Regions from separate parts of the Homo sapiens genome. Here regions 1 and 2 are each linked to region 3. Evidence: read pairs that join two places in POLR2A ChIA-PET (ENCODE). Cell type or tissue: Caco-2. All regions are shown on one strand. Each heading gives the region's core, and the rest is flanking DNA. Links, peaks and the distances in the headings are about the cores only. Region 1 overlaps AFF4 (ALF transcription elongation factor 4). Region 2 has its middle 14 kb from the start of VDAC1. Region 3 has its middle 7.9 kb from the start of HSPA4.

Region 1 (2,500 bases), core at 1-2,500, 150 kb before region 3:
ATTTCTTTTTCTATTTCATGAATCAAAGTCAAATGATTGCTTTGTCACTTTACGTAATATAACTTGTTTGTAAAGTATAATTCTGAGAAACTCAAAGCCTATTTCAAACAATATACAACAACTCAATCTTAGCAACTAGAACCACTTAGTTCTTATTTTAAAAGCTTCCATAACCAACTTTTCCAATGACTGGTTTCTATCTTTTTTTTTTTTTTTTAAATTTTAAAGTTCTTTTACAGACAGGGTCTCACCACATTGCCCAGGCTGGACTCAAATTCCTCAAATGATCCTTCCATCTTAGCCTCCCAAATAGCTGGGACTACAGGTATGAGCCACTGTACCCAAGGGTTTTTCTTTCAATATGTATGTGACCAGCTGACTTACCACCTTCACAGTCTTATATCACTGTATTCATTTATCAGGATTATTACATATAGAGGGTAAAAGACATAGGCCTATATATTTACTGAGATGTTACAATAATTTCAAAGCACAGTGTCACCCTGGAAAAGTCACATGGCAAGTTGAATGATTTTCAAAAGCCCCAGGCCCCCAACACTTTACCTTAACCTCCTTGGAGCTACTGGAAGTCTTCCCTTCGGTCTTCTTCTGCTTTGATGTGGAGGAACTGTTTTTGCTGCTGCCACTCGTCTCCTTGTTGCTGTTACTGCTTGACTTTAAGGAAGAAGACTGACTAATAGTCCTCTTCCGAGAGCCATGCTCTGTTTTTGGATCTTTTGAAGGAACAGGCCCAGCGGGAGAAGGCAACAAATCCTTTTCTTTTGCAGCACTCTGCTTAGATGACCTGCCAAACCAAACGAATGCCTTCATTTCTCCACACAGTAATACAGGGGTAATTGATTTTTCCATTTCTCTTTGTCTGCTTTCAAGACAAATCTGTTTTTCCCCATTTGATTACTAGGACACATGATTTCTATAAAACAAAATAAGACTGTAAATTCCATGAAGGTAGGCATCTTCTCTGTTTTTATTCCCGTGGTTGTAAATCCAGGGCCAAAAACTGACCTACCACTCAGTAGTACTCAATAAATATTGGCTGAATGATTGAACAAATTGATGAATGGTGAATGAAGAGATTACCACTTTTAAGTTGGCAACCAGTCTCTTGGAAATTACAGATAAGTTTGCCATCTAACCAGAAAGTGGCATAGCTTTACTTTAATTCTCCCCCCATACTCACCCCTACCCCAATAAAAAATGAATAAAGGAAGAACTAATTAAATGTTAAATGTTTTCCATCCCTATTAGCTAAAAGTGAAAGCTCCCACTATTTGGCATATGTTATGTGTATGCATTTATATAACACTTGCTTACTAAAAGGAACACTCAGAGCATGTCAGAAAGTACCCACTATCAAATGATATACATATATTAACAACACTGGCATGCAACATGTTTTGGGAACGTACTCTCTGTTGCTGGATGGCTTATGGCCTGCTGAATTCTTGTCCTCCGTTTTGGGTTTCTTGCTCTCACTGGCTCGGTTATCATCTTCATTCTAGATGAAAAATAGAAACCGTGGTCTGATTTTTATTCAACTAACTTCAGCTTCCAGCACTAGCTACCCACAAAGAGTTTATCCATGATTAGGCATCAGAAAGAAGATAAAAGAGAAGTACTATAATTCATTTAAATAATATTCAAGAAGATGAGGTTTTAAGGCTGAGGTCGCCTATTTTAGATACACAAAACCCAGAGACTGAAACGCATTTCCTACAGTCTCTAAGATGGCATCTTTTCAATGTAATGATTTGGGAGGTAGTATCTGTGAAATTATAATTAAGATATAATTTACATAACATAAAATTCACTCTTTAGAAGTGCACAATTCCATAACATTTGGTATATTCAGAGTTGTACAACCATTACCACAATGAAATTTTAATTTTATTTATTTAGTTATTTATTTATTTTTCAGACGGAGTCTTGTTCTGTCGCCCAGGCTGGAGTGCAGTGGCACGATCTCAGCTCACTGCAACCTCTACCTCCCAGGTTCAAGCGATTCTCCTGCCTCAGCCTCCCAGCTAATTTTTTGTATTTTTAGTAGAGACGGGGTTTCACCATGGCCAGGATGGTCTCAATCTCCTGACCTCATGATCCGCCCGCCTTGGCCTCCCAAAGTGCTGGGATTACAGGTGTGAGCCACTGCACCCGGCTTAATGAATTTTAAAATATTTTCATTATCCTGAAAACACACTCTATACCCATTAGTAGTCACTCCCCATCTCCTCCTCCCCCAGACACTGGCAATCACATTTCATCTTTATAGATTTGCCTATTCTAGACATTTCAGGAAAATGGATCATTCAATATATGTGGCCTTTGTGGCTCCTTTCATTTAGTGTAACATTTTTAAGGTTCATCCATGTTGCAGCATGGATTAGTACTGCATTCTCATTTATGGCTGAATAGTATTCACTGCATAGAATTTATTCATTTCGTTTAGTCATTCATCAGGTGATGGCCATTTGGGTTGTCT
Region 2 (6,181 bases), core at 1,476-3,975, 970 kb after region 3:
TTTTTCTTTTTTGAATCACTTTTTTATTTTTTGAGACGGAGTCTCGCTCTGTCACCCAGGCTGGAGTGCAATGGCACCATCTCAGCTCACTGCAACCTCCGCCTCCCGGGTTCAAGCGATTCTCCTGCCTCAGCCTCCCGAGTAGCTGGGACTACAGGCACACGCCACCACACCCAGCTAATTTTTGTATTTTTAGTAGAGACGGGGTTTCACCATATTGGCCAGGCTGGTCTTGAACTCCTGACCTTGTGATCTGCCTGCCTCGGCCTCCCAAAGTGCTGGGATTACAGGCATGAGCCACGGTGCCCCGTCTACACCCAGGCAATTTTTGTATTTTTTGTAGAGATGGGGGTTTGCCATGTTGCCCAGGCTGGTCTCAAACTTGTAAGCTCAAGCAATCTGCCCATCTCGGCTTTCCAAAGTGCTAAGATTACAGGCATGAGCCCCCACACCTGGCCTCCAACTTTTAAAGGAGGCCTCCAACTTTTAAAGGAGGCCGGGTGTGGTATTAAAATCAAACGATCAGGAAAGAGGCAGGGATTCTTGCTGCATAAGACAGATTGCAATTTGGGGTAAGTGCAGATCTCATTATTATTGTACAGCAAACTCGGGCCCAGTGCTGGTACCTGTGACGTTCTCTGAGAGGGACTGTGTGTGCCTGTGCACATGGCTGTGATGGGGAGTGGGTGTTGTAAGAAGAACTGGCCTGGGGCTGGAATCCTACCAGAAAATTCTGAGTTGAGAAGGCAAGGGCTTCCCCCTTTGCTCAGCACACTCTGGTCCCTGATAAAGGTTAAAGAAAAGCAGGAAAAAATTAGGCTGAGATCCCTTTGTATTGCAAGGGACATGGAACCCCTTCTCCATACCCCACCAGTGAGTGGACCCAAGCAGTTTTTCCTCGAGCCGAAAATGGAGCTGTCGCTTCCACTTGACTTGCATTTATGCCTAAGTGGCTGGGACTTGAAGAATGTCCCAGTTTCTGTCACCATGGCCTCTGCTAACGGGCACCACTTTGTTTTTTATTATTTAAAATGTGGACAAATGCAAGGACAGGGAGCATGAAAAATAGAAAAATAAAAATAAAATGTGGATGAGGCCAGATGCAATTAAAATGGCCTGGCATCTTGGTGCCAGCCTGGTAGAGCTGCACAGGGTGCTGGCTTTCAGGCACTGTCTGTCCAAACCTGCTGTGTAGGGTTGTGTGGCTTACACACTGCATCAGCACAGGGGATGTGTACGGCTGAGACCCTGGCCATGCACGACTTGCAAAGCTTGGATCCTGACCAGACTATGTCAGCCACAAGGAAAGGGCTGTGTTTCTACTTTCACAGTCTGTAGGGGGCATGGCAGCAAGGCCCATGTGCCCCTCTCCTGGGCATGTTCTTCCCAGATGGCTGGTGCCTTCTCATTCTCTGGCCTCTGCTTAAACGGGAACTTCTTCAATCTACCTTCCCTGCCACAAAATCTAACACAGATTCTTTTCTCCTCTCTTTCCTTATTCTGAGCTCAGCCCTCTGTTTCCTTCATAGCTTGTAGCAATTTATAAGTATTTCAAGCCGGGCGCGGTGGCTCATGCCTGTAATCCCACCACTTTGGGAGGCTGAGGCGGGTGGATCACCTGAGGTCAGGAGTTCGAGACCAGCCTGACCAACATGGAGAAACCCCATCTCTACTAAAAATACAAAATTAGCCGGGCGTAGTGGCACATGCCTGTAATCCCAGCTACTCGGGAGGCTGAGGCAGGAGAACCTGGAGGTGGAGGTTGCAGTGAGCTGAGATCACACCATCGCACTCCAGCCTGGGCAACAAGAGCGAAACTCCATCTCAAAAAAAAGCATTTCATCATTGGTTTGCTCTGGCTTCCTTGCTAGAGTGAGGACGTGAGGGCAGGGACCAGCTCTGCTTTGTCCATGCTTGTGTTCTTTCCATAGTGCCTGCCATATCTTAGGTATTACTAATACTTAATAAATAATAAATGGTGAGTAAACAAATAACTGAATAGGCTGGGCATGGTGGCTCACGCTTGTAATCCCAGCACTTTGGGAGGCCGAGGTGGGCGGATCACGAGGTCAGGAGATCAAGACCATCCTGGCTAACACGGTGAAACCCCGTCTCTACTAAAAATACAAAAAATTAGCCGGGCTTAGTGGCAGGCGACTGTAGTCCCAGCTACTCGAGAGGCTGAGGCAGGAGAATGGTGTGAACCCAGGAGGCGGAGCTTGCAGTGAGCCGAGATTGTGCCACTGCACTCCAGCCTGGGCAACAGAGCGAGACTCCGTCTCAAAAAAATAAATAAAAACAAATAACTGAATAGATGATGAATGACGTGTGGCATAAAGGCAGGTGACTGACGTAGATGGGCTTATCACCCCTCTATGCAGGTTGCACACTGTGTTAGTCCGTGTTTGTGTTGCCATGAAGAAATACCTGAGGCTGGGTAATTTATAAAGAAAAGAGGTTTAACTGGCTCATGGTTCTTCTGCAGGCTGCACAAAAAAGCATGGTGCGGGCATCTGCTCGGCTTCTGGTGAGGCCTGTGAGTGTCTCCTAACGAGGAAGCTTCCAATCATGGCAGAAGGCCAACAAGGAGCAGGTACATCATGTGGCAAGAGCAGGAGCAAGGGAGAGAAGGAGGAGGACCCAGATTCCTTCAAACAACCAGCTCTAGCATGAACTAACAGAGCATGAACTCACTCATTACCTTGCGGAGGGCACCAAGCCATTCACGAGGGATCTGCCCCCATGACTAAAACACCTCCCACCAGGCCCCACCTCCAACACTGGGGCTCATATTCCAACATGAGATTTGGAGGAGACACATATCCAAACCATATCACACACCTGGGGGACAGCTATAGGAATCGTGCCTCTTGGGTTGTCAATCTGCCAGAAACAATGGACTCACAGCCTTGGCGTGGGCTGGGGACTGTTTAGTCTGCCTGTGGAGTAAATAATTTAACCTTGCCCAGGGAGAGGCCTGGACTTTGCCCTCAGCTTCCAGAAGGTAATCTCTAAGCCCTTGCAATGTCATGCCAGATAGGAGGATATTTAGGGCAGAGGCTGGCCACACCAGATAAACGAACAATGTGATTTAGGGTGGGGTTGGCCACATTGGATAAACTAATATGTGATTCAGGGTGAGGACTTTGAGTCAAGCATGCTCAGCTGGATCTCTGGAGAATGGAGACGATGTCAGCCCTGTGGGCATTTGACCAGGGAGCCCCAGTAAAAACTCTAGGTCCCAAGTCTAGGGTGAATTTTCCTGGTTGGCAAGACTCCATGTTTACCCCTACGCATCATCACCGGGAGGACTGCACACTCTCCATATGCCTCCATCAGGAAAGGACAATGGAAGCTCTGTGTTTGGAACCCTCCTTGACTCTGCCCCATGCATCTCGCATCTCCCCGCTTGGCTGATTTTAATCTGTATCCTTCCCCTGTAATAAAATGTGACTGTTAGGATAAGATCGCACTGAGTCCCTCCAGTTACTTATAAAATGTGTGAAGGTGTTGGAATGAAAATGGAGTCATTCGTGTTAACAAAAAACAAGCAAACAAAAAAAAACCCTACAAGTAGACACAGGGAAGGCCGTGAAGGGAAGGTTCTCCTGCATGTACACCTAATTACAAGAATGATCACAAAAGACTGCAAAAACCACAACTTTGGCCAGCCACAGTAGCTCCCACCTATAAACCCAGCACTTTGGGAGTCTAAGGGAGGCGGATTGCTTGAGCCCAGGAGTTCAGGACCAGCCTGTGAAACATAGTGAGACTCTGTCTCTATGAAAAATTAAAAAATATTAGCCAGATATGGTGGTGAACACCTGTAGTCCCAGCTACTGAGGAGGCTGAAGTAGGTGGATTACTTAAGCCCAGGAGATTAAGGCTGCAGTGAGCCATGATCGTACCACTGTGATGCAGCCTGGGTGACAGAGCAAGACTCTGGCTCAAACAAACAAACAAACAAACAAAAAATAGAGTATTTATTTCCCCACCTCCTATCCTTCCAGGCAGCAACATAACAGAAGCCACATTTCTCTACCTAAGGCTACAACAACTCTAAGGTTGCACTATCCCACAGCTGCCCCAACCCCCATCACATACGCACATGCACCTGAATGAGGACTGACTTCTCCTGGCTGACTGAGGCCTGGTATCAGACCAAGCACCTGGCCTGTCTGAGACCACACTGCCTATGTGCTCTTATTTCTCTAGCCTCCTCCTGAATCTGGAGAGGACTTGCTTCCTCACTGGCCCCACACCAACACCTCCTCCTCTGTCCTGGTTGCCAGGAACGACTTTCTCTCTGACATGGGCAATGACAGGTAGATACACAATTAATAGCCAGGTTGGCTAATGAGCTCGCAAGCGTCCCTGCCTTTGTCCTCACCCCATCCTTTCATACCTGCCCCCTGTGACCTACTCTCTAGCCTTTCCTGCTTGAAGAGAGACTGTGTGGGGAGGGGTATGCTGACCATCAGGATTTTCTCTGGGAATATCATGGCTTTCCTAAAACTCATTCAGTCCCACCTTTTTCTAATGCCACTGTTTCGCCAAGCCACAGATAAAGCCTTTCCTGCCAGAGCCAGCATAGTCAGAGGCAGCAACAGCCTCAGATGCCTCTCAAAGTCCAAAAGTTTCAGGTTCAAATCTAAACCTAGCAGCCTGCCACCCAACCTGTTACAAAACAGGTTCTTCCACGACTCCCCCGCTCACCCCTCCCCAGCTCCTGTTTACCCCTGAGGAAATATTTGCTTCCCCTTAACTGTGCTAAAGGCTCCTCCCCATCACCACAGCCAAGGACCCCACCCCTTGTATCGCTAAACCCCAAACATAAACTTCCCAATTCCGCACACTTAAATCTGAAGAGGGAGAGAATCCAGCTTTGCTTCCTCCCTACTTGGTGTGGCTTCAGTGTCATCCTGCCCAGTCATAAGGCCCTGGGCCATATAACCTCTCCACAAGCCTCAAAAGGTATATAAACATGCTGCATTTTTCAGGGATTATGGAACAGGCTTCTTTTTTGTTTGTTTGTTTGTTTGTTTGTTTGTTTGTTTGTTTTTTGAGGTGGAGTCTCGCTCAGTCACCCAGGCTGGAGTGCAGTGGCGCGATCTCGGCTCACTGCAAGCTCCGCCTCCCGGGTTCACGCCATTCTCCTGCCTCAGCCTCCCAAGTAGCTGGGATTACAGGCGCCCACCACCATGCCCAGCTATGGAACAGGCATCTTTACAAAGCCTTCTGGGGAGGCCAGTCACAGGGGCTCACTCTTGTAATCCCAGAACTTTGGGAGGCCGAGGTGGGAGGATTGCTTGAGCCCAGGAGTTTGAGACCAGCCTGGGCAACATAAGGAGACCTTGTCTCTACAAAAAATACAAAAAAAAAAAAAAAATAGCCAGGCACAGTGGTGTGCAACTGTAGTCCCAGCTACTCGGGAAGCTGAAGTGGGAGGATCACCTGAGCCCTGGGAGGATCACCTGAACCCCGGGAGGTCAAGGCTACAGTGAGCTGTGATTGCACCACTGCACTCCAGCCTGCGTGACAGAATGAGACCTTGTCTTTTTTTTTTTATTATTATACTTTAAGTTTTACAGTACATGTGCACAATGTGCAGGTTTGTTACATAGGTATACATGTGCCATGTTGGTTTGCTGCACCCATCAACTCATCATTTACATTAGGTATTTCTCCTAATGCTATTCCTCCCCCAGCCCCCCACCCTCCGAAAGGCCCTGGTGTGTGATGTTCCCCACTCTGTGTCCAAGTGTTCTCATTGCTCCGTTTCCACCTCTGAGTGAGAACATGTGGTGTTTGGTTTTCTGTCCTCGTGATAGTTTGCTGAGAATGATGGTTTCCAGCTTCATCCATGTCCTTGCAAAGGACATGAACTCATTCTTTTTTGTGGCTGCATAGTATTGAGACCTTGTCTTAAAAAAAAAAAAAAGAAAAAAGAAGCCTTCTGGGGAAATAAAGCTACCAAGGTCTTAAGAGACACAGGATGTCTTAAAGGAAAAACCAGCCCAAGAAATTTCCAGCTTAGAGTGTAGAAATGGGAAGGCAATGATACCTTACCACAAAATGTGGTGCACATGAGAATCACCTGCATGGCTGCTGGGATGTGCAGGTGGGGGGGCCTAGCCCCTAGCCCCTGGAGGTTCTCCATTAATACTTCTGGTGTGGGGCT
Region 3 (6,181 bases), core at 1,535-4,034:
CTCCTGTCTCAGCCTCCTGAGTAGCTGGGATTACAGGCGCCTGCCACCACGCCTGGCTAATTTTTTGTGTTTTAGTAGAGACAGGATTTCACCATCTTGCCCATGCTGGTCTCGAGCTCCTGAGCTCAGGCAATCCACCTGCCTCGGCCTCCCAAAGTGCTAGGATTACAGGCATGAGCCACCTCACCCAGCCACCATTTTTCACTCTTGCGCTTCTTAGGCCATATTCCTTGAACTGAGGCTGCACCTCCTCCTCTTCATCCTTGCATGCAGTGAGGTCTCAGGAACAGGCATGCAGGGGCCTGCCTACACTAGGAAAAGAATGGCCTGTTTCTGGGAATGATCTCCCAGAAGTTCAAGATGTGAGTTTATGGGATTTTAACTGCCAGGCAGAAGTGTTAAGAGCAGCCTTCCAAAACCAGCCAGGGACCACAGGTCTTCATTCTTTGTTTTCTGATCTGTCCCTTCCTTCTCCAATCTTCTTAATTTATCCCCTCCTCCCTAGGTCAGGCACGCAGGCATTGTCTCTCCCTATGTTACATGTGCCTGCATGCCCACACACCCACAATTGGGCTTGTAACTTTAAGTTCATAGTACCTTTGCAATCTGGCTTGCAACTTCATATTCAAAGTCCCTTTGAAGCTACTCCATGTACCCACTGAATACTGAGTTAAGATTTGACCAAATCAGACCCAAACAAATGAAGAGTAATGATGCACCTAGAGGAAAGTTTGGTTGGTCCAGGTACCCTGTATTCTATAGTTAGGCTATGGTATTCAGAGTCCTATCTTTTGATTCCTTCTTATCTTCTCATGGTGTGTGTGGGTTTTTGTTTTATTATTTTTATTTATTATTATTATTTTTGAGACGGAGTCTCACTCTGTCACCAGGCTGGAGTGCAGTGGCATGATTGTTTTATTATTTTTAGGTGGTTTCACTTCATCTCCCAGGCTGGAGTGTAGTGGCATGAACAGGGTTCACTGCAGCCTCCATCTACTGGGCTCAAGCAATCCTCCTGTCTCAGCTTCCAAAAGTGTTGGGATTGCAGGCATGAGTCACTGTGCCCAACCTCCTGGTGGTTTTGAATTAAAACAGCAACCTGATTTGGCCTATGGTAGGATCTCTAGAGGGATTCAATATGCTGCCACATAACTTTCCATTCCTTTAAAAGGGTTCTGTTATTAATGTTAAATTATTTTCGCCACTCTCCAAAAACAAGCCTACCCTAATGGATTAGATAGTGCACAGTCAGCCCCTTCAACAGAACAGTAAAGTTGGTAAGGTTTGTCTGCCTTTGCCCCTTTGAGCCTTCCTTCTTGTGCATGTGACTGTATTACATACTTCTTCCTAAACTCCCCTCATTTCTGTGGTTATCATTTGTCTTCATTCACGGGGAGATCTCAGACTGTTACTTTGTCTCCTAACCTTGGAAAGGAATTTTACTTTGAGAGAGGATGCCCTTGGAAAGAACATGAGAGAGAAGCCCTAATGGAGATATTTCAGGTACTATTCTAAAACTGCTAAAAGTGACTTTTTAATTTTATGTATGTGTGTGTGTGTGTATGTATGTATGTATGTATTGAGACGTAGTCTTGATCTGTCGCCCAGGCTGGAGTGCAGTGGCGCAATCTCGGCTCACTGCAACCTCCGCCTCCCGGGTTCAAGCGATTCTCCTGCCTCAGCCTCCTGAGTAGCTGGGACTACAGGGGCGCACCACCACTCCTGGCTAATTATTTTGTATTTTTAGTAGAGACGGGGTTTCACCATGTTAGCCAGGCTGGTCTCGAACTCCTGACCCCAGGCAATCTGCCTGCCTCGGCCTCCCACAGCGCTGGGATTGCAGGCATGAGCCACCGCGCCCGGCCAAAAGTGATCTTTTTAGTATAAGTAGGACCCTCATATATATATAAAGAAGAGTTTATTAAGTATTAACTTAAATGATCACAGGGTCCCACAATAGACTGTCTGCAAGCTGAGGAGCAAGGAGAGCCAGTCCGAGTCCCAAAACTGAGGAACCTGGAGTCCGATGTTTGAGGGCAGGAAGCATCCAGCACAGGAGAAAGATGTAGGCTGGGAAGCTAGGCCCCTCTCATCACTTCATGTTTTTCTGCCTGCTTTATATTCACTGGTGGCTGATTAGATGGCGCCCACCATCTAATTCCCAGCCTGCCCACCATCTACTTCCCTAGCCCACTGACTCAAATGTTAATCTTCCCAGGCAACACTCTCACAGACACTCAGGATCAATATTGCACCCTTCAATCCAATCAAGTTGACGCTCAGTATTAACCATCACACTGATCCTTTATCAAATTGCAAATATTCACACTCTGGGCAGGGCGAGGTGGCTCACACCTGTAATCCCAGCACTTTGGGAAGCTGAGGTGGGTGGATCACCTGAGGTCAGGGGTTCGAGACCAGCCTGGCCAAAATGGTGAAAACCCATCTTTATTAAAAATACAAACAAATTAGCTGGGTGTGGTAGTGAGCGCTTGTAGTCCCAGCTACTTGGGAGGCTGAGGAAGGAGAATCGCTTGAACCCGGGAGGCGGAGGTTGCAGTAAGCTGAGATCATGCCATTGCACTCAAGCCTGGGAAACAGAGTGAGACTCTGTCTCAAAAAAAAAAAAAAAAGTTTTGTAAGTTGCAGGAATGAGATGGCAGCTGCTATTACTGCAGTACAGTTCCCTGTAGGGGCCTCTATACTTAGGGACAGGACAGGGACAGGCCAGGCTAGAGCAGAGCTGGGCTGAGGAGGAGTCATGTTGGGCATCAGCAGACTAGGCCAATAGGGAGGACTTGGGGGTGGAGTTGGAACGTTAGCTGCCAGAGGTGGAAAAAAACCTAGTCTGGGGCTAGGTGAGGAGTGTTGGAGCCAGTGAAAATGTGAGTCATGTCAGGAAAATCACTGGTGATCAAGGGGCCTAGACGGAAGGTTTAAAATTTCAGAATGTCAGCTTATATGGCCCAGAGAAATCTGTGCAGTGTTCCCCCAGCACTTTTTTTTTTTTTTTTTTTTTTTTTTTGAGACGGCGTCTCGCTCTGTCGCCCAGGCTGGAGTGCAGTGGCAGGATCTCGGCTCACTGTAAGCTCCGCCTCCTGGGTTCATGCCATCTCCTGCCTCAGCCTCCCGAGTAGCTGGGATTACAGGTGCCCGCCACCACACCTGGCTAATTTTTTTGTATTTTTAGGAGAGACAGGGTTTCACCATGTTAGCTAGTATGGTCTCAATCTCCTGACCTCGTGATCTGCCCGCCTCGGCCTCCCAAAGTGCTGGGATTACAGGCGTGAGCCACTGAACCCAGCCTCCCCCAGCATTTAAAAGTTACAAAGAGGGAAAGCACTGGGACTACTAATGACGCTGCAAGCCATATACATTAAGTGAACCAGCCTGAATAAGGACAAAAAAATAGGGCTTAAGAGAAAAGGCCACTGGATGAGATCATAGTGCTGTTATGTAAGCCGACAGTTTGATAGCCAGAGTGGAGTAAAGACCCTGGGATTTTAGCCAATTTGGAGTTAGAAGTGAATTGTGAGGCCGGGAGCGGTGGCTCATTCCTGTAATCCCAGCACTTTGGGAGGCCGAGGTGAGTGGATCACGAGGTCAGGAGACCCAGACAATCCGGGCCAACATGGTGAAACCCCGTCTCTATTAAAAATACAAAAATTAGCTGGGCGTGGTGGCGCGTGCCTGTAATCCCAGCTACTCAGGAGGCTGAGGCAGGAGAATCACTTGAACCAGGGAGTCAGAGGTTGCAGTGAGCCAAGATCGTGCCACTGCACTCCAGCCTGGCAACACAGTGAGACTGCATCTCAAAAAAAAAAAAAAAAAGAGAAGTGAACTGTGATGGTAGTTTTTGTATCAAAAGAGCATTATGGGCCTGGCATGGTGGCTCATGCCTGTAATTCCAGCACTTTGGGAGGCCAAGGTGGGAGGATCACTTGAACATAGGAGTTCAAGTCCAGTCTGGGCAACAAAGAGAGACCCCCATATACACAAATAATTACAAAATTAGCTGGGTGTGGTGGCATGCACTTGTGGCCTGACTACTCAGGAGGCTGAAGCAGGAGGACGGCCTGAGCCAGGGAGGTTGAAGTTGCAGTGTACCATGATCAAGCCATTGCACTCCAGCCTGGGCCACAGAATGAGACCCTGTGTCAAATAAAAAAGCGTTATGCTTAGAAAAATGCTTGAGTGGCCATGCGAGGTGGCTCAGGCCTGTAATCCCAACACTTTGGGAGGCCAAGGTGGGTGGATCACTTCAGGTCAAGAGTTTGAGTCCAGCCTGGCAAAATAGTGAAACCCTGTCTCTACTAAAAATACAAAAATTGGCCAGGTGCAGTGACTCACGTCTGTAATCCCAGCACTTTGGGAGGCCAAGGTGGGTGGATCACCTTAGGTCAGGAGTTTGAGACCAGCCTGACCAACAAGGAGAAACCCTGTCTCTACCAAAAATACAAAATTAGCCGGGTGTGGTGGTGCATGTCTCTAATCCCAGCTACTCGGGAGGTTGAGGCAGGAAAATCGCTTGAACCTTGGAGGCAGAGGTTGCGGTGAGCTGAGATTGTGCCATTGCACTCCAGCCTGGGCAACAAGAGTGAGAGTCCGTCTCAAACCCCCCCCCCAAAAAAATTAGCTGGGCATGGTGGTGGGCATCTGTAATCCCAGCTACCTGGAAGGCTGAGGCAGGGGGAATCGCTTGAACCCAGGAGGTAGAGGTTGCAGTGAGCGGAGATCACGCCACTGCACTCCAGCCTGGGCAACAGAGTGAGACTCCAACTAAAAAAAAAAAGCTTGAGTAAAAAAAGCAGAAGACTAAACTATGTTCTCCCAGTATTTTTAACCCGGTATTTCTCTTTTTTCTTTTTTTTGTTTGAGAAGTCTTGTTCTGTTGCCCAGGCTGGAGTGCAGTGGCACGATCTCGGCTCACTGCAGCCTCTGCCTCCTGGGTTCAAGCAATTCTTCTGCCTCAGCCTCCTGAGCAGCTAGGACTACAGGCGCGCAGTGTTACACCCGGCTAATTTTTGTATTCTTCATAGAGATGGGGTTACACCATGTCGGCCAGGATGGTCTTGATCTCTTGACCTTGTGATCTGCCCTCCTCGGCCTCCCAAAGTTCTGGGATTACAGGCGTGAGCCACTGTGCCCAGCCATTAATCTGGTAGTTGTGTTTTTTTTTTTTTTTTTTGACAGAGTCTTGCTCTGTGTTTCAGGCTGGAGTGCAGTGGTGCGATCTCAGCTCACTGCAATCTCTTCTTCCCGGGTTCAAGTGATTCTCCTGCCTCAGCCTCCTGGGTTGCTGGGGTTATAGGTGTGTGCCACCACGCCTAATTTTTGTATTTCTGGTAGAGAAGGGGTTTCACCATATTGGTCAGGCTGGTCTCGAACTCCTGACCTCGTGATCTGCCCACCTCGGCCCCCCAAAGTGCTGGGATTACAGGCGTGAGCCACTGCCCCCAGCCCCCAGTATTTCTTATATTTCTATTTATGATTATACAAAGTTAAAGAGGTTTCCCACAGGACTTCTCAGAACCTTAAACATGGTAACATTAACCTATCGATATCTCCTAGAACAAACGCTGTCCTGTGAAACACAGTTTGGGAGGCCGAGGTGGGAGAACTGCTTGAGGCCAGGAATTCAAGACCTGTCTGAGCAATGTAGTGAGACCCCCATTCATTTCATTCTTTCTTTCTTTCCTTCCTCTTTTTTTTTTTCCCCAGAGTCTTGCTCTGTCGCCCAGTTTGGAGTGCAGTGGCGTGATCTCAGCTCACTGCAAGCTCCGCCTCCCAGATTCATGCCATTCTCCTGCATCAGCCTTCTGAGTAGCTAGGACTACATGCACCCGCCACCATGCCTGGCTAATTTTTTGTATTTTTAGTAGAGACAGGGTTTCACTGTGTTAGCCAGGATGGTCTCGATCTCCTGACCTTGTGATCTGCCCACCTGGGCCTCTCAAAGTGCTGGGATTAGAGGCATGAGCCACTGCGCCCGGCCTCTTTTTTTTTTTCTTTCTTTCCTTCCTTCCTACTTCTCTTTCTTTCTTCCATTTTTCCTTTCTCTCTCTCTCTTTCTTTCTTTGAGACAGAGTCTCTTTCTCTCACCTACGGTTGGAGTGCTGTGGTACCATCTCAGTTCACTGCAACCTCTGCAACCTCCACCTCCTGGGCTCAAGGGGTTCTC

Evidence for each region. ChIA-PET counts read pairs that join two places held together with the same protein. Peaks named below come from ENCODE experiments on the same cell type or tissue, not always from the same donor. Only the 100,000 strongest peaks of a DNase experiment are listed, where the experiment ranks them.
Region 1: POLR2A ChIA-PET joins it to region 3 with 6 read pairs; 6 of 35 experiments call an interaction of 5 or more read pairs at or near these places.
Region 2: POLR2A ChIA-PET joins it to region 3 with 5 read pairs; 2 of 35 experiments call an interaction of 5 or more read pairs at or near these places.

The regions. Positions count from the first base shown.
Region 1 is chr5:132,891,600-132,894,099 of GRCh38, forward strand. It overlaps AFF4 (ALF transcription elongation factor 4), which reads right to left. Exons shown (of 21, transcript NM_014423.4): 12 at 1,431-1,519; 13 at 565-805. Among named protein-coding and RNA genes, the nearest start is that of LEAP2, 19 kb to the left of the region's middle. In Caco-2, for the core only: no CTCF peak of the experiment used is centred there; no DNase peak of the experiment used is centred there.
Region 2 is chr5:134,015,631-134,021,811 of GRCh38, forward strand. It overlaps a transcript of VDAC1 not described here. Among named protein-coding and RNA genes, the nearest start is that of VDAC1, 14 kb to the left of the region's middle. In Caco-2, for the core only: no CTCF peak of the experiment used is centred there; a DNase peak (open chromatin) is centred at 3,001.
Region 3 is chr5:133,041,033-133,047,213 of GRCh38, forward strand. No RefSeq gene overlaps it. Among named protein-coding and RNA genes, the nearest start is that of HSPA4, 7.9 kb to the right of the region's middle. RefSeq lists a silencer at 2,625-2,919 and an enhancer at 2,625-2,919. In Caco-2, for the core only: no CTCF peak of the experiment used is centred there; a DNase peak (open chromatin) is centred at 2,779.